Regions from separate parts of the Homo sapiens genome. Here region 1 is linked to region 2. A link is a loop called in an ENCODE intact Hi-C map of the cell type or tissue named here. Cell type or tissue: pancreas. All regions are shown on one strand. Links, peaks and the distances in the headings refer to the core of each region. The heading gives the core; the rest is flanking DNA. Region 1 holds the start of SH2B1 (SH2B adaptor protein 1). Region 2 overlaps RABEP2 (rabaptin, RAB GTPase binding effector protein 2).

Region 1 (9,327 bases), core at 812-8,811, 48 kb after region 2:
CAAATCACGAGGTCAGGAGATCGAGACCATCCTAGCTAACTTGGTGAAACCCCGTCTCTACTAAAAATACAAAAAAATTATCCGGGCGTGGTGGCGGACGCCAGTAGTCCCAGCTACTCGGGAGGCTGAGGCAGGAAAATGGCATGAACCCGGGAGGTGGAGCTTGCAGTGAGTCGAGATCGCGCCACTGCACTCCAGCCTGGGCGACAGAGCGAGACTCTGTCTCAAAAAAAATAAATAAATAATAAAATAAAATAAGGCCAGGCACAGTGGCTCACGCCTGTGATCCCAACACTTTGGGAGGCCAAGTGGGGTGGATCACTTGAGGCCAGTTTGAGACCAGCCTGCCGAACATGGCAAAACCCATTTCTGCTAAACATACAAAAAATTAGCTGGGCATAGTGGTGCATGCCTGTAATCCCAACTACTCAGGAGGCTGAGGCACAAGAATCGCTTGAACCTGGGAGGCAGAGGTTGCAGTGAGCCAAGATCGCGCCGCTGCACTCCAGCCTGTGCGGCAGAGCAAGGCTCTATCTCAAATGTAAGTAAGTAACAAAATTAGCCAGGCATGGTGTCACATGCCTGTAGTCCCAGCTCCTTAGAGGGCTGAGGCAGGACGATCACTTGAGCCCAGGAGTTCGAGGCTACACGAGGCTACAGTGAGCTATGATCAGGTTGCTGCACTCCTGACTTAGAGGGAGACCCTGTCTCTCTAAAACAACCACAACAACAAAAACTCCACAGTTCTCTTTCAAGTGGAGGCATTGTTTTTGAGAGTAAGAACATTTCCCTGTCTTCCGCTATCCCAGAAAAGCTGCAGCCCCAGGGACACACTCTCAAGGCACTGGACACATATATATACCTCCTTTCGGCGACGCCACTTGCTTAAATGCGCTGAGGGCTTTCTCCTTAACACAAGCACTGCCGGCGGCTGGGAAGTTGAATTCCTACCTTAACCACAAACGTGTTCTCCCGGTCAGGCATCTCCAGGGCTGTGGTTGTCCGGACGTCTGTGATAGAAGAGCAGGGGATGCTGAGTCGGGGCCGAGAGGCCTAAGTCAGGAGAAAGAAACAGATCTGGGTGTTTGGTTTCCAAAGACCACTCTTCCCCTCCCTCCAGACATTCATCTTTCCTTCTACATCCTCGGGAAGTTAGACAAAAGGCAGTCACACTGCTTTCTCAGTCCTGCCCGCAGCTGCTAACACAGAGCCAAGAGCCAGCTTTACCAACAAAAAGTGAGCGACACCAGGGCCATGGGCTGGTAAACCCCAGAGCTTATCTGCAGGGCTGTGACCACTCTGAGCACTCTCTCACTTGCTCTCAGTCACCCACCCTCCAAGGGGCCTCACCTTGGGTGGTACAAAGAACTCCAGGCGACTTCCTCCTCCTCCTTCTCCTTCACTTCGAAGCAGCAGGCGACACTTCTGCCACTGAGGCTGCCCTCCTCCCCCTGAAGGAGGCCCAGCCACCCCTCCTCCCCGGCCCACTCCGGCTGGGTCAGGGGCTGCCTCCTCAGCCCCCATGAAACTCAGCAGCTCTTCCCTCTGCACCATCCCTGCTCCATCCTTCAAGGCGCCCCCTCCCCGACTGAGTCTCAGCCTCTCAAAACGGTGAGTCCATCTTTCCCCAGGGGACGTTCCATCACTGACCAGTCCCCTACCAACGGTCCCAGCCCCGCCAGAGGAGTTGGAGTTGCTGTTTCCACCTAAGACTGGGGGGCCTGACGAGGTCTCCAGGGGCCCAGCGGAGGAGGGAGGGTCAACGGTCCCCCGCCACTGCAGGATGCCACGGACTGAGCCTCGGACAGAGCGACCCACTGAACGCAGGGAAAAGCGCTTCTTGAGCTTCGGCTTGGAGGAGGTTGTAGAGGAGGAAGAGACTGAGGAAGGGAGGGGGCCGGCCAGGTCCTCAGATGATCGAGAAGGGCCCAGCACAGCCAGGGGCCCACCCACCCTGCAGCTCTCAAGGGACAGGTCATGTGGCGAAATCTCCGCACCAGGGCTCAGGGGAGCCAGGATGGGTGGCGACAGGGAGCCAGAGGCCCGGGCCACCTCGGCTTCAAAGTGCTGCAGGAAGAGCTCAGCAAAACGGCGGGAGAAGGCAGCCTCGGCCCCGGGCCCCGCATATTGGGGGTGGGAGGCCAGGTAGAGGCGAAAACGGCGGGCAAAGTCCAGAGCCGCAGCCCGGGCGTGGGACTCACAGAACTCCCGCCAACTAGGGGGCGGGGGTGGGGGCAGCGGGGGAGACGAGGGGGAGGCCCCGTCCTCTGGGGAAGGGGCACCATTCATGATGGGCCCCAGGAGGTGGAGAGGGGGAGCCTGTGGGGCACAAAGAGGGAGGCAGCCAGAAGACGAGGGGTGGGCGGCAGCAGCTGCGAAAGGAAGAGAGAGGCACACACGAGGGTCACTGCTGAGGGCGCACCGGAGGCTGCATCCCACCCCCAGCCAGAGACGTCCGACCCTACTTCAGACTCCGCAGAGAGCAATGGGGAAGGGAGCCCAACACCTCCCTTCCCTCTCCCAGATCCTGGCACCCTGCAGGCCCCAGCCAACTGGCTCCCCAGCGTCTAACCTGCCCCGAGCCTGCCACATTTGCCCCCACTTTCCTTAGCTTTGGATCCAGCAGTAGAGGGCTTTGGAGCACCTTCCCCCTAAAAAAGGGAACTTTTCCAGATCACCCCCCCTCTACATCGGATCCTCCAATATTCATGTCACACTTCCCATGAGCCATTCTAGAGGCTCCCACTTGGTTATCTTACCTTTCCCTGAGAGGTTTCAAAGACCTCTCGAACAGATGAGGAAACCGAAGCTCAGAAAAGTTTCAGAACTCCAAGTCTACTGTTTTCCCCACTTCATAGTCCCTGTCCCCAGGGCCCGGCTGGGCCAGCCTCAGCCATAGCACCTCACCGCCCCAGCTCGCAGGGGGCTAGAGAGGAGCTGGGATTCTAGACCTTAGAGAGCCTGCCTCACGCATCTTAGGGTCCAACTCTTTGGAGGGGGCCGATTCATTAATGAGGATGGATGCATGATGGACCAAAACAGTAATTGTCTTGAAAGCTGACCCCAGAGTCCAGCACCCACGCACTGCGTGAAGGAGATGTGAAATAGCTACAGCCCACTTCTTTGGTATCCCTTCAGTCTGGGGCCAGAGGCCGCAGGGGCCCCAGAGGAGAAACTGGGTTGGCTCAGGTCAAGTCTTTGCTGGCCTCACGTAAACAAAACATCACAGGGAGAGCTGGGGCCCTAGGATTTTTCACCTTCCTCTTCTCCCACTGGGGAGTATGCCCTAAAGGCAGGTTAGCCTTCTGGTTAAGGCCATGGACTTGAGTCAGACCAGGGCTCAAACCACCTTATGAGCACCCAGTCCAGCCACCTTATGAGCGATGTTATCTTGAACAAATTCCACGTCCTCTCTGAGCCTCCGTTTTTCTATCTGTTAAACAAAGCTAATGATCCCTCCCCTCGAAATGTTGAGAGAATTACATGGAATGGGGTATGTCAGCGCTGAACGCAAAGTAAGCATCCGCTGAACGACTGCCATTGTTACTATCTTCATGTGGGAGAAGAATATTATTGTTCCAATTTTCTAAAATAGAAATTAGAGAAAGGAGGAGCCCTCTCAAGGTCTTACAACTAGAAAGTGGCAGAGCTGGGTGTGGAATTTACAACCCTTGGCTCTTGTTAGCGCTCCTCCCGCCACGCAATACTGGAAGGTGACAGCCCCAGGACTGGGGCCAGAGCAGCTCAGGAAAGCCTCCCCAAACCCTCAGCGACCTCAGACTCCTGTTCAAACCTACAGCCAGGCTGTAAGTCGGTGAACCCTCCCCTTCCTCCTGGGCCTCGACCCTACAAGCTCAGATGGCTCCAACCGCAGGGACAACTCCAAACCAACGAGAAACAATCAGGAGATGCAGGAGTCATGGAGCACGGGGGAACCCAGCCAAGAAGTGCAAACCAATCTCCAGCCAGCGGCCACCTCGGCTCACACAGGCCCACCCAATCCTCCGCACCGCAGACAGACCCAGCCCCCTTCAGGCCCGCTGACCCTGCGACTCCTAAGCTGGTGACTCAGTTTCTCTTCTGCCAAGCAGGACTCAGACACATTTTCCCGGTGCACCTGCCTCCTGGCTCAGTTCTGATATTTCCCGAAGGGCGGGAGGTGGAGGGTGCAGGCTCCGCTCTCGGCTCGGACCCTCCGGGCCCGGTGGTCCATATACTCCGATCCGACCCTACTCCCTGGACACCCCCCAGCCGCCCATTTTCCGGGGCCGCATCCACCTCGGGACCAGCCCTGTCTGCTGCACTCTCCGGGGCCGAGTGCCTCTCCAGCCCCCGGCCCTCCACGCCCACCCCCACCCAGGAATCCTCTCGGGCGCCAGGGCCGGGTCGCGGAGAGGGAAAAGGTACTTGAAGAGGGGGGTTCCGGTTCCGGTCCCACCTGCATCTCGGTCCCCGAGGTTAGCTCCGGCGGCGGCGGCGGCGGCGGCGGCTCCCGCTCCCTGCGCCCCCACCCACTACGCGACGAGCGCCCAGCCCGGTTCCGCGCAGGCGTCAGGACCCCCTTTCCCGTCGCTGAAGGAAGAGACCATAGAGAACAGCGGCGGGAGGGAAGGGCACCTTCATACTTACTTCCGCCATCCTCCCACTCGGCGCCGACCCCAGGAGACCGAAGACGGTGTGAATCTCGTAGGGCTTCAGTGCCTTCTCCAGTTGCACCTAAAAGCGACCACAGACGCAGCGGGGGAAGTGCTTGGATCCCACCAGAGCGTCCTCCCGGAGGAAATTCGGGACAAAGGGGCGATGTCGACCATAGAGAACCGGCCTTAGGGGATAGAGTCCCAGGGCCCGGCTGAGGGCTAGAGTAGCCGCCGAGCACCGGAAACCAGCGAGATGATGAGGCTGTGTGAACGGCCCGCTGCAGCCTAGAGCGCCGGCCCCGCTGTGGAGGGGCACGCGGACAACGCCACCAAGGAGCTGAGCGAGGAAAGAAGCGGGTGACCTTGGGGAGGCCCTGCGGGGAGGCGGAGCCTGAACTTACGACCTTGGTTTATCTGAGGAAAGGGGCAGGCGGTCCAGGAGTTTGCATCTCTGAGGCTGGAGATGAAGATGGTGGTAGTGGTGGGGGAGGGGGTGGGTAGAAATAATGAGGTCAGGGCCGGGCGCAGTGGCTCATGCCTGTAATCCCAGCACTTCGGAAGGCCGAGGCAGGTGGATCACCTGAGGTCAGGAGTTCGAGACCAGCCTGGCCAACATGGTGAAACCCCGTCTCTACTAAAAATACAAAAATTAGCCGGGCATGGTGGCGCGCGCCTGTAGTCCCAGTCCCTCCGGAGGCAGAGGCAAGAGAATAGCTTGAATCCGGAAGGCAGAGATTGCGGTGAGCCGAGATGGCGCCACGGCACTCCAGCCCAGGCAACAGAACTAGAATCCCTATTTTAAAAATAGAAAAAAAAAAAATGAGGTCAGGGCCGGGAGCGCTGGCTCACGCCTGTAATCCCAGCCCTTTGGGAGGCCGAGGCGGGCGGATGGCTTGAGGTCAGGAGTTTGAGACCAGCCTGACCAACATGGTGAAACCCCGTCTGTACTAAAAATACAAAAAATTTAGCCGGGCGTGGTGGCAGGCGCCTGTAATCCCAGCCCCTTGGGAGACCGAGGCAGGAGAACAGCTTGAACCCGGGAGGCAGAGGTTGCGGTGAGCCGAGATGGCGCCACGGCACTCCAGCGCGGGCAACAGAGCTAGACTCCCTATCAAAAAAAAAAAAAAAAAAAAAGAATTGAGGTCAAGGCCGGACGCAGTGGCTCACGCCTGTAATCCCAGCACTTTGGGAGGCCGAGGCGGGCGGATCACTTGAGGTCAGGAGTTTGAGACCAGCCTGACCAACATGGTGAAACCCCATCTGCAATAAAAATACAAAAATTTTAGCCGGGCTTGGTGGCAGGCGCCTGTACTCCCAGCTACTTGAGAGGAGGCTGAGGCAGAAGAATCACTTGAACCCCAGAGTCGGAAGTTGCAGTGAGCCAAGACTGCGCCACTGCAATCCAGCCTGGGCAAAAGAGCGAGACTCCATCTCAAAAATAATAACAATAATAATAATGAGGTCAATTCCAGACGTGCTTTTGGGACGTCTGTGGGCATATAGTCTGGAGCTAAGAAGAGACATCAAGGCCAGTTAGAGAAATCGAGAACAATTAAAGTACGGAGGGTAGTTGAAAGCATGAGCACAGTGAGATCCTCCACCCATCCAGTGTCTGATTGACCCGGCTCCAGCTGGCCTAAACAGTAAAGGAAGCTATGGCCCAAGTAATCGAAAAGTCCAGAGCGGACAGATTCAGACAGGTGAACACAGGGGCCAGAAGATATCAGGAACCTGTGGCTCACCATCTCTGGTTCTGCCTTCCCTATGCATTTGGCTTCACCCTCAGGCAGGCTCTCCTCTCTTAGTGGCAAAATAGCTTCTTGTAGCTCCAAGCTTAAACCCTAATAGCTTAGCAACTCTCCTAGAAGGAGCATGCCTCTTTTCTGAGATTCCCAATGAAATTTCCAGAACTGAGTAGCTGATTGGATCAAGTGCCCATCCTGGAACTCGAAGACAAATAAATAACCCAAGAGGGGAAGACGGATAAATCCTGACTCACCTAAGAATGTTCAAGGCCGGGCACAGTGGCTCACGCCTGTAATCCCAGCACTTTGGGAGGCCGAGACAGGCGGATCATGAGGTCAGGAGATCAAGACCATCCTGGCTAACACGGTGAAACCCCATCTCTGCTAAAAATACAAAAAAAATTAGCCAGGCGTGGTGGCGGGTGCCTGTAGTCCCAGCTACTGGGGAGGCTGAGGCAGGAGAATGGCGTGAACCTGGGAGGCAGAGCTTGCAGTGAGCCGAGATCGCACCACTGCACTCCAGCCTGGGCGACAGAGCGAGACTCCGTCTCAAAAAAAAAAATGTTCTAAGATGGCCGGGCGCAGTGGCTCACGCCTGTAATCCCAACACTGGGAGGCTGAGGCGGGCGCATCATGAGTTCAGGAGTTCAAGACCATCCTGGCCAACATAGTGAAACCCCACCTCTACTAAAAATACAAAAATTAGCTGGACATGGTGGCACATACCTGTAATCTCAGCTACTCAGGAGGCTGAGGCAGGAGAATCACTTGAATCTGGGAGGCGGAGGCTGTGGTGAGCCAAAATCGTCCCACGGCACTCCAGCCTGGGCAACAGAGCGAGACTCCATCTCAAAAAACAAAAAAGTGCTGGGCATGGTGGCTCAGTCCTGTAATCAATCCCACTGTTATCAATCCCAGCACTTTGGGAGGCTATGGTGGGCAGATCACTTGAGGTCAGGAGTTTGAGACCAGCCTAGCCAACATGGCGAAACCTCATCTCTACCAAAAATATAAAAAATTAGCCACGTGTGGTGGCGCGTGCCTGTAATCCCAGCTGCTTGGGAGGCTGAGGCACGAGAATCGCTTGAACCTGGGAGGTGGAGGTTGCAGTGAGCCAAGATCATGCCACTGCACTCCAGACTGGGCAACAGAGCGAGACTCCATCTCAAGAAATTAAAAAAAAAACAAATCTGGAGTCCTAACTGTTGGAACAGAAATCACATACCAGAGACCAGGGAGTGTGGGAGTGAGTATAAGATGTGTGTGTGTCGGGGGGAAATGGGCAAACACAAACACAAATGATATAAAGGGATCCGTGGGGGATCACAGGGTGTGCTGCCATGGTCTCTAGAAGGCATTGATAACTAAGAGACTGCTGCGTGACTTGGTGAGAGTAGTTTCAGCAGAGGCCAAATGGTAGTGGTTTGAGGAATGAGTGGAAGGTAAAGAAGTGGGAGGAGGCTGGGCACGGTGGCTCCCGCCTGTAATTCCAGCACTTTGGGAGGCCAAGGCAGGCGGATCACCTGAGGTCAGGAGTTTGAGACCCGCCTGGCCAACATGGCAAAACCCTGTCTCTACTAAAATTAGCCAGGCGTGGTGGCACGCACCTGTAATCCCAGCTACTTGGGAGGCTGAGGCAGGAGAATCGCTTGAACCTGGGAGGTGGAGGTCGCAGTGAGCCAAGATCGTGCCACTGCATTCCAGCCTGGGTGACAGAGCAAGACTCCATCGTAAAAAAAAAAAAAAAAAAAATTCAAGAAGTGGGAGGAAAAATGTGGAGAGATGTTCTACACAGTTTGGCTGAAAAGGGGAGGACAGAGATAAGGCAGGTTGTAAGTGTGAGAAGGTAGAAAGGTTTGCTTGTTTGTTTCTATCTTGAGGAAGATCTGATTTTGTTGGAAACATTAAGGGGAAAGGAATCAGTAGAGAGGATGGTCGCTGAAGGAGCAAGGTTGCGGAGAAGGTTGGTGGGGACGTTATCCAGGGCCCAGGTTAAGCCAAGGCATTAATATGAAGGGGAGAAACCCTTCTTCCTCATAAGCAGGGATGTAAAACTCGGGATGCTTTCCGCTATAACTACTAGAAACCCTAATTCCAGCTAACTTAAACATGAAAACAGCCGGGGGGGGGGGGTCTATTGGTTTAAATAATTGAAAAATCAGAGATAGGATGACTTCAGGCATGGCTGGAGCCAGAGGCTCAAACAATGTTGATTTGAACTTGGTCTCAGTCTCTTTTAGTTCTGCTTTTCCCTGGACTTTCTTTCTTTTTCTCTCTCTCTTTTTTTTTTTCCTGATACAGGGTCTTGCTCTGTCACCTGGGCTGGAGTGCAGTGGTACAATCATAGCTTACTGCAGCTTCGAACTCCTGGGCTGAGGCAGTCCTCTCACCTCAGCCTCCCCAGTAGCTGAGACCACAGGCATGACCCACGCCTGGCTCCCTGGACTGTCTTCATTCTCAGGGAGGTTGTCATCTCGTAAGTAGCAAAATAGCCAAGCCTCATTCTACCAGCTTAAACAACCCTGGCAGAAAAAGAGTATAGCTTTCCCAATAGCTACAGCAAATAAAACAGGGGTGTCTGATGAGCTCAGCTTTCATCGCCCAGTGATCTTTTGTCATTTAATAAGGAATTTATCTGTTGGGTACTGGGCTTAATACCTGAGTGATGACATGTATAACAAACCCCCATGACAGGTGTCTATCTATGTGATAAACCTTCACATGTATCCCCAAACCTAAAATAAAACTTAAATAAATAGGCTGGGCATGGTGGCTCACACCTGTAATCCCAACACATTAGGAGGCTGAGGCAGGCGAATCACCCGAGGCTGGGAGTTCAAGACCAGCCTGGGCAACATGGTGAAACCCCATCTCTACAACAAATACAAAAAAATTAGCCAGGTTGGGTGGTCCATGCCTGTAATCCCAGCTACTCGGGAGGCTAA
Region 2 (8,000 bases), core at 1-8,000:
TGTAATCCCAGCACTTTGGGAGGCTGAGGTGGGTGGTTTCAGGAGTTCGAGACAAGCCTGGCCAAAATAGTGAAACCCTGTCTCTACTAAAAATACAAAAATTAGCCGGGCGTGGTGGCGAGCGCCTGTAATCCCAGCTACTCATGAGGCTGAGGCAGGAGAATCGCTTGAACCCAGGAGGCGGAGGTTGCAGTGAGCCGAGATTATGCCACTCCACTCTAGTCGGGGCAACAGAGTGAGACTCCATCTCAAAAAAATGTAATAATAATACAAATAAAATAAAGAGTTGTCCTGGAAGGTCCCCTTGGCTTATCTGTTTCCATCTCAGTAGCTGGAACTTAGCCAGATGATCTGTTTAGTTGCAAGGAAGCTGAGAAATGTGGATGGTATTTTAGGATTTAGGCCACATGCCCAACTAACAATGTGAAGTGTGCTGGCCATTGGTGTAATCCCAACCCAGATGCTGGGAATCACACTTGTAATGCCAGCACCTTGGGAGGCTGAGGTGGGAGGATCACTTGAGGCCTGGAGTTCAAAACCAGTCTGGGCAACATAGCAAGATCCTGTCTCCACAAAAAAATACAAAAATTAGCTCATTGGTGCACATGCCTGTAGTCCCAGCTAATCAGGAGGCTGAGGCAGGAGAATGGCTTGAACCCAGGAGGCGGAGGTAGCAGCGAGCCGAGATTGTGCCACTGCACTCCAGCCTGGGTGATAGAGCAAGACTCCATCTCAAAAAAAAAAAGGTAAAGTTCTATGACGAAAGAAAAAAATGGATGTTGGAGAAGGAAGACATGGTGAGTGACGGGACCACAGGAAGAAGTCGTGACCTTCATCCTTGCCCTTATGTCCTGGGGCAAGTCGTGGAAGCTTCTAGAGCCTCTGTGTTCTTATCTCTGGAATGAGGGTGGACAGCACCTTCTAGGGAGGATTAGGAGAGCTGATGTGCTTGGAGAGGAAGCTCTGAACAGACCCGGGGCTTCAGCACTTTGGAGGGGGAACTATTGCTGCCACACCCCGCTCCCTCCAGGCCCACGAGGACTCGGAGAAGCTGCGGGAGATCGTACTGCCCATGGAAAAGGAGATCGAGGAGCTGAAGGCGAAGCTGCTGAGGGCCGAGGAGCTGATTCAGGAGATCCAGGTGAGGGCACGGCCAGGGGGCGCTGGGGAAGGAGGGGTGCCAGAGGACCCTGGCCCCCCAGCCTCTTCCCTGCCCCCTTCCCTAGAGACGTCCCCGGCATGCCCCTTCCCTGCACGGCTCCACGGAGTTGCTGCCCCTGTCCCGGGATCCATCGCCCCCGCTGGAGCCTCTGGAGGAGCTGAGCGGAGATGGGGGTCCAGCCGCTGAGGCCTTCGCTCACAACTGCGATGACAGCGCCTCCATCTCCTCCTTCTCCCTTGGCGGTGGGGTCGGCAGCAGCTCCTCCCTGCCCCAAAGCCGCCAGGGCCTGAGCCCTGAACAGGAAGAGACGGCCTCGCTGGTGTCTACGGGCACCCTGGTTCCCGAGGGCATCTACCTGCCCCCTCCTGGCTACCAGCTCGTCCCAGACACTCAGTGGGAGCAGCTGCAGACAGAGGTGAGTGTTGTGGGCAGGGTGGCGGGGTGTACCATCCCCCTCTCTGCTGGATGCTTCCCCCGCACCACCTGTGTTCAGACCCAGAACTAGAGCCGGAGCTTCCACAGGGAGAAGAGAGGCCCCCCTCCTGGTGAAGGCAGGCAGATGTAAACATGCATAGGGGCCAGGTGCGGTGGCTCACACCTGCCATCCCAGCCACTCGGAAGCTGGGTGGGAAGATTGTGGCTAGGAGTTCAAGGCCAGTCTGGGCAACATAGTAAGACCCTGTCTCTTTACAAAAGTTAAAAAAAAAAAAAAAAGCCAAGTATACACTTGTAGTCCCAGCTACTTGGGAGGCTGAGGCAGGAGGATCTCTTGAGCCCAGGAGATTGAGGTTGCAGTGAACCGAGATCGTGCCACCCACTCCAGCCTGGGTCACAGAGTGAGAACCTGTCTCAAAAAAAAAAAAAAAAAAAAAGAGGCCGGGTGCGGTGGTTCATGCCTGTAATCCCAGCACTTTGGGAGGCCGAGGTGGGTGGATCACCTGAGGTCAGGAGTTTGAGACCAGCCTGGACAACATGGTGAAACCCCATCTAAAAACACAAAAATTAGCTGGGCGTGGTGGCGCATGCCCGTAATCCCAGCTACTCAGGAGGCTGAGGGAGGAGAATCGCTTGAACTGGGGAGGCGGAGGTTGCAGTGAGCCAAGATCAAACCACTGCACTCCATCCTGGGCAACAAGAGTGAAACTCTGTCTCAAAATAATAATAACAATAATGTGATACAAAAAATGAATTGTATATTTAACATGGGTAAATTATGTGGTAAAGAAATTATAACTCAATAAAGATGCTTTAAAAAAAAATGCACATGGATGCATGGGGAAGACATTGTCACCAGGGAGATGCCCAGAGAAAAACAAAACTGGGCTTATAGGATAGAGACTGGCAGTGAGGGAGACTGACCCGGGTTCAGGCTGGAACTGAGACCCAGATGGCGTGAGGAAGTACTCTTAAAGACCGGGGCAGGCCGGGCGCGGTGGCTCATGCCTGTAATCCCAGCACTTTGGGAGGCCGAGATGGGCAGATCACCTGAGGTTGAGAGTTCAAGACCAGCCTGACCAACATGGAGACAAGCATGGTGGCGCATGCCTGTAATCCCAGCTACTTGGGAGGCTGAGGCAGGAGAATCGCTTGAACCCAGGAGGCAGAAGTTGTGGTAAGCCGAGATCGCGCCATTGCACTCCAGCCCGGGCAAGAAGAGAAGCAGAGAGAAACTGTGTCTCAAAAAAAAAGAGAAAAAAAAACCGGGGCACAAGGAACTGTGAGTTCGAAGGCCCTGAGGATGGAGAGACCACAGTGTGTCTGAGGAACAGGAAGGCCACCGGGGAGGAGAGAAGAGGAGACCAGAAAGAAAGGCAGGGCCACATGAGTCCGACCTCGGGGGCCTGTTGTGCATTGTGCGTCTTAGGAGACGTGGGAAGCACCTGCAGGGTTAAGCAACGGAGAAGCCTCCCGGCTCCAGGCTTTCAAAAGCTCACTTGGGGCCAGGTGCAGTGGCTCACGCGTGTAATCTCAGCACTTTGGGACACTGAAGCGGGCAGAATGCTGGAGCCCAGGAGTTTGAGACCAGCCTGGGCAACATGATGAAACCCTGTCCTACAAAAAAACACAAAAAAGTAGCTGGGCACAGTGGCACATGCCTATGATCCAGGCTACTTCGAGAGGTTGAGATGAGAGGATTGCTTGAGCCCAGGAGGTCGATGCTGCAGTGAGCTGAGATCGTGCGCCACTGCACTCCAGCCTGGGTCACAGAGTGAGACCCCATCTCAAAAAAAAAAAAAAAAAAAAGAAAGAAAGAAAGCTTACTTGGGGCTGTGTTGGGGTAGGGGACACAGGAGAAGCTGAGAGGCTGGGACTGTGGTGTACAGGAAGGTGGTACCTTGGACCAGGGGATGGCCGCAGAGACAGGAAGAAATGGGTGGATGTGGAATCCACTTTTTTTTTTTTTGAGATGGAGTCTCGCTGTGTCACCCAGGCTGGAGTGCAGTGGTGTGGTTCTCGGCTCACTGCTAGCTCCACCTACCGGGTTCATGCCATACTCCTGCCTCAGCCTTCCGAGTAGCTGGGACTACAGGCGCCTGCCACCACACCTGGCTAATTTTTTGTGTTTATAGTAGAGACGGGGTTTCACCATGTTAGCCAGGATGGTCTCGATCTCCTGACCTCGTGATCCGCCCACCTCGGCCTCCCAAAGTGCTGGGATTACAGGTGCGAGCCACCATGCCCGGCTGGAATCCACTTTTTTTAAGATGGAGTCCTGTCCTGTCACCCAGGCTGGAGTGCAGTGGCCTGATCTTGGCTCACTGCAACCTCTGTCTTTCAGGTTCAAGCGATTCTCCTGCCTCAGCCTCCCCAGTAGCTGGGATTACAGGGGCCCGCCACCACGTCCAACTACTTTTTTTGTATTTTTAGTAGAGACAAGGTTTCACCATATTGGTCAGGCTGGTCTTGAACTCCTGACCACCCACCTCAGCCTCCCAAAGTGGTGGGATTATAGGCATGAGCCACCATGCCTGGCCCTGTTTTTTTTTTTTTTTTCTCTTTTTTGAGACGGAATCTCACTCACGGCAACCTCTGCTCACTGCTCACTGCAACCTCTGCTTCCTGGGTTTAAGTGAATCTCCTGCCTCAGTTTCCCGAGTAGCTGAGATTACAGGTGTCCCGCCACCACGCCCGGCTAATTTTTTGTATTTTTAGTAGAGACAGGGTTTTACCATGTTGGCCAGGCTGGTTTTGAACTCCTGACCTCAAATGATCCACCCGCCTCGGCCTTCCAAAGTGCTGGGATTACAGGCGTGACCCCACTCCACCCAGTCCTGTGGAATCCACTTTGGAGGTGGACCTGGCAGGGCCTGCTGATGGGTGGGGAGTGAAGGGAAGAGAATGGATGGCTGGGCCTGTAATTTGACGGACTGTGTGGATGAGGGCACCTCCCTGCAGAGGTGGGCCACGAGAAGTGTGGTGAGGGGGGCCAAGTTCCTGGGAGATGCAGGCTGAAGGCAGGGTCTGTGGCAGGGCCGACAGCTGCAGAAGGACCTGGAGAGCGTCAGTCGCGAGCGGGACGAGCTCCAAGAGGGCCTGAGACGGAGCAATGAGGACTGTGCCAAGCAGGTGGGTCCCTGCCGCTGCTGCAGCCCCAGCCGGCCTCTGGCTACCTGCCGCCCCCTGACATGCCCTTGCCCTCACTTTCGCCCTCCCTCCAACCCAGATGCAGGTGCTCCTGGCCCAGGTCCAGAACTCAGAGCAGCTGCTGCGGACCCTGCAAGGGACCGTGAGCCAGGCCCAGGAGCGGGTGCAGCTGCAGATGGTGAGTACCTGGGGGCCCTAGGGCAGGAGGGCGAGGAGTCCAGCAGGAATCAGTTGCACGTGGTGGAAGGGGGCACGTGGGAAGTCAAGGAACCTGTCCTGTCCCCAGCTGCTCAGGCCACACCCTGGAACCGGTGCCAGGTAGGTAAGAGGGTTTTGGGGCAGCTGGTGCCGTGGCCAGAACAGGGCCCCTGCAGCCACACAGAGCTGTTTGATCTTGAGCTAATCCCAGACTCCCAGCCTCTGCCTCACCATCTATAAAACTGACATAATGGGCCCTAGTTTGCAGAGTCATGAGGATTAAAATCAAATCTGACTGGGCGAGGTGACTCATACCTGTAATCCTAGCACTTTGGGAGGCCTAGGCGGTTGGATCACCTGAGGTCAGGAGTTCGAGCCTAGCCAACACAGGGAAACCCCATCTCTACTAAGAATACAAAAATTAGCCGGGCATGGTGGTGGGCGCCTATAATCCCAGCTACTTGGCTGGGCAGGATAATCGCTTGAACCCAGGGGACAGAGGTTGTAGTGAGCCGAGATCACGCCATTGCACTTCAGCCTGGGTGAAAGCAAAACTGTCTCAAAGAAAAAAAAAAAAAAAAAGCAAATCAGATACTGACAAAGACTGGGGAGGAGACATACGTGATTGAACAGGGCCAGGTGTAGGGCAGGAGGGTAGGAGGGCAGTAGGCGGCCTGGAACCAGAGGCCCCTGCAAGGGGCTCCTGCCTCTGGGCTTTGCTGACTGTGGCCACCTAGGAACACAGGTTCCCTGCTGCCAGATTTTCTGATTTTTCAAGAGAAACCAAAAATATGAATATTTGTGTATTGTCTCCTATTTTTTTTTTTTTTTTTTTTTTTGAGACGGAGTCTCGCTCTTTCACCCAGGCTGGAGTGCAGTGGCACGATCTCGGCTCACTGCAAGCTCTGCCTCCCAGATTCACGCCATTCTCCTGCCTCAGCCTCCCGAGTAGCTGAGACTACAGGTGCCTGCCACCACGCCCGGTTAATATTTTTTTTTGTATTTTTAGTAGAGACGGGGTTTCACCGTGTTAGCCAGGATGGTCTCGATCTCCTGACCTCGTGATCCACCCGTCTCGGCCTCCCAAAGTGCTGGGATTACAGGCGTAAGCCACTGAGCCCGGCCTCCTGTTTTTTTTTTTTTAAGAAATGGTGTGTTGCTCTGTCGCTCAGGCTGGCCAGGCTGGAGTGCAGTGGTGCAATCAGAGCTCACTGAAGCCTCAACTTTCTGGGCTCAAGCAATCCTGCAGCCTCACCCTCCTGAGTAGCTGGGACTACAGGCTCACACCACCATGCCCAGCTAATTTGTAAATTTTTTTGTAGAGTCGGGGTCTCACTATGTTGCCCAGGCTGGTCTCAAACTCCTGGCCTCAAGTGACCCTCCCACCTTGGCCTCCCCCATAGCCAGGGTTATAGGTGTGTGGCACCACGCCTGGCTTGTCTCTTAATTTTTAGAATTGGCAACTACTTTAAGGTTTTAAAAATATATATGGGCCGGGCACGGTGGCTCACACCTGTAATCCCAGCACTTTGGGAGGCCAAGACAGGTGGATCATCTGAGGTCAAGAGTTTGAGACCAACCTGACCAACATGGTGAAACCCCGTCTCTACTAAAAGTACAAATATTAGCCAGGCGTGATGGTGGGCGCCTGTAATTCCAGCTACTTGGGAGGCTGAGGCAGGAGAATCGCTTGAACCCGGGAGGCGGAGGTTGCAGTGAGCCGAGATCACTCTATTGCACTCCAGCCTGAGTGACAGAGGGAGACTCTGTCTCAAAAAAATATATATTTTTTAAAATTTAAATTTATATATATTTAAATATTTGTGTGTGTGTGTGTGTATGTGTATATATATATATATATATATATAGACCAAGTAAAATATCTGGCTTGGGCCCTGGCAGCAGCCTGTAATCTGCGTGTTAGCAGGGACAGAGGTGTCTGAAGAGCTTGGTAGCAAAAAGTGCTCCTTCCTTGCTTAGGAACAGAGAGGGTATGGGCTCTCTTGCTGTCAGTCTGGGAGGAGGGTTCAAGGAGGTTTGGCCTCCTAGGGACTGGAGACGCCCTGTCCTCTTCATTGCCTTATACTAACTGTCTGTCCATAGGCGGAGCTGGTCACCACCCACAAGTGCCTGCACCATGAGGTAAAGCGGTTGAATGAGGAAAACCAAGGGCTCCGGGCCGAGCAGCTGCCATCCTCAGCCCCCCAGGGCTCGCAGCAGGAGCAGGGCGAGGAGGAATCACTGCCCAGCTCTGTGCCAGTAAGCTGAGTGTGGGCACTGAGAGCCTGGAGCCACCGTGAGGGCCCCTTCTTCCCAGGCAGGGCAGAGCGTTGGTCACGACCAGCCAGGGTGCTGTGTATTTGCTTGGCTAACTCATTTGCCTTCTCTAAGGCTCAGTTTCCTCATCTGAGAAATGGAACCATACATGCTTTCCAGCATTGGCATCAAAAGAAAATGAATTAACAGAATGCTTGGCAGGAAGGAAGCAGTCATTTGGTTGGTTTGCTATTTTTAAGTGACACGCGAGCCACAAGATTGAATTTATCATAATCTTTGGTTTATAGCAAGCTGCCATCATGGATCTATGCCTAGCCTTTGTCAACTTTTTCTTAATAATATGGCTTATTAGCCAGGCGCGATGGCTCACACCTGTAATCCTAGCACTTTGAGAAGCTGAGGCGGGCGGATCACTTGAGGTCAGGAATTTGAGACCAGCCTGGCCAACGGTAAAACCCTGTCTCTACTAAAAATACAAAAAAATTAGTCAGGGCTAGGCGCGGTGGCTCACGCCTGTAATCCCAGCACTTTGGGAGGCCAAGGTGGGTGGATCACCTGAGGTCAGGAGTTTGAGACCAGCCTGCCCAACATGGCAAAACCCCATCTCTACTAAAAATACAAAAATTAGCCTGGTGTGGTGGCGGGCACCTGTAATCCCAGCTACTCGGTAGGCTGAGGCTGGAGAATCGATTGAACCCAGGAGGCGGAGGTTGCAGTGAGCCGAAATCGCGCCATTGCACTCCAGCCTGGGTAACGAGTGAAACTCTGTCTCAAAAGA

The links. Peaks named below come from ENCODE experiments on the same cell type or tissue, not always from the same donor. Only the 100,000 strongest peaks of a DNase experiment are listed, where the experiment ranks them.
Region 1: a loop joins it to region 2, with 2.4 times the contacts of the local background. A loop is called at or near these places in 38 of 110 quality-filtered maps.

Annotation. Positions count from the first base shown.
Region 1 is chr16:28,859,057-28,868,383 of GRCh38, reverse strand. It overlaps SH2B1 (SH2B adaptor protein 1), which reads right to left and starts at 4,541. Exons shown (of 8, transcript NM_001387430.1): 1 at 1,351-4,541; 2 at 952-1,053. The coding sequence starts at 2,289. RefSeq lists a silencer at 4,327-4,486 and enhancers at 4,597-4,956, 4,599-5,104, 4,822-5,116, 5,397-5,466. In pancreas, for the core only: no CTCF peak of the experiment used is centred there; DNase peaks (open chromatin) are centred at 1,803, 1,863, 4,603 and 4,933; H3K4me3 peaks cover 1,742 bases; H3K27ac peaks cover 1,807 bases.
Region 2 is chr16:28,907,813-28,915,812 of GRCh38, reverse strand. It overlaps RABEP2 (rabaptin, RAB GTPase binding effector protein 2), which reads left to right. Exons shown (of 13, transcript NM_024816.3): 4 at 1,031-1,141; 5 at 1,227-1,577; 6 at 4,634-4,729; 7 at 4,827-4,925; 8 at 7,049-7,204. Among named protein-coding and RNA genes, the nearest start is that of RABEP2, 13 kb to the left of the region's middle. In pancreas, for the core only: no CTCF peak of the experiment used is centred there; a DNase peak (open chromatin) is centred at 4,902.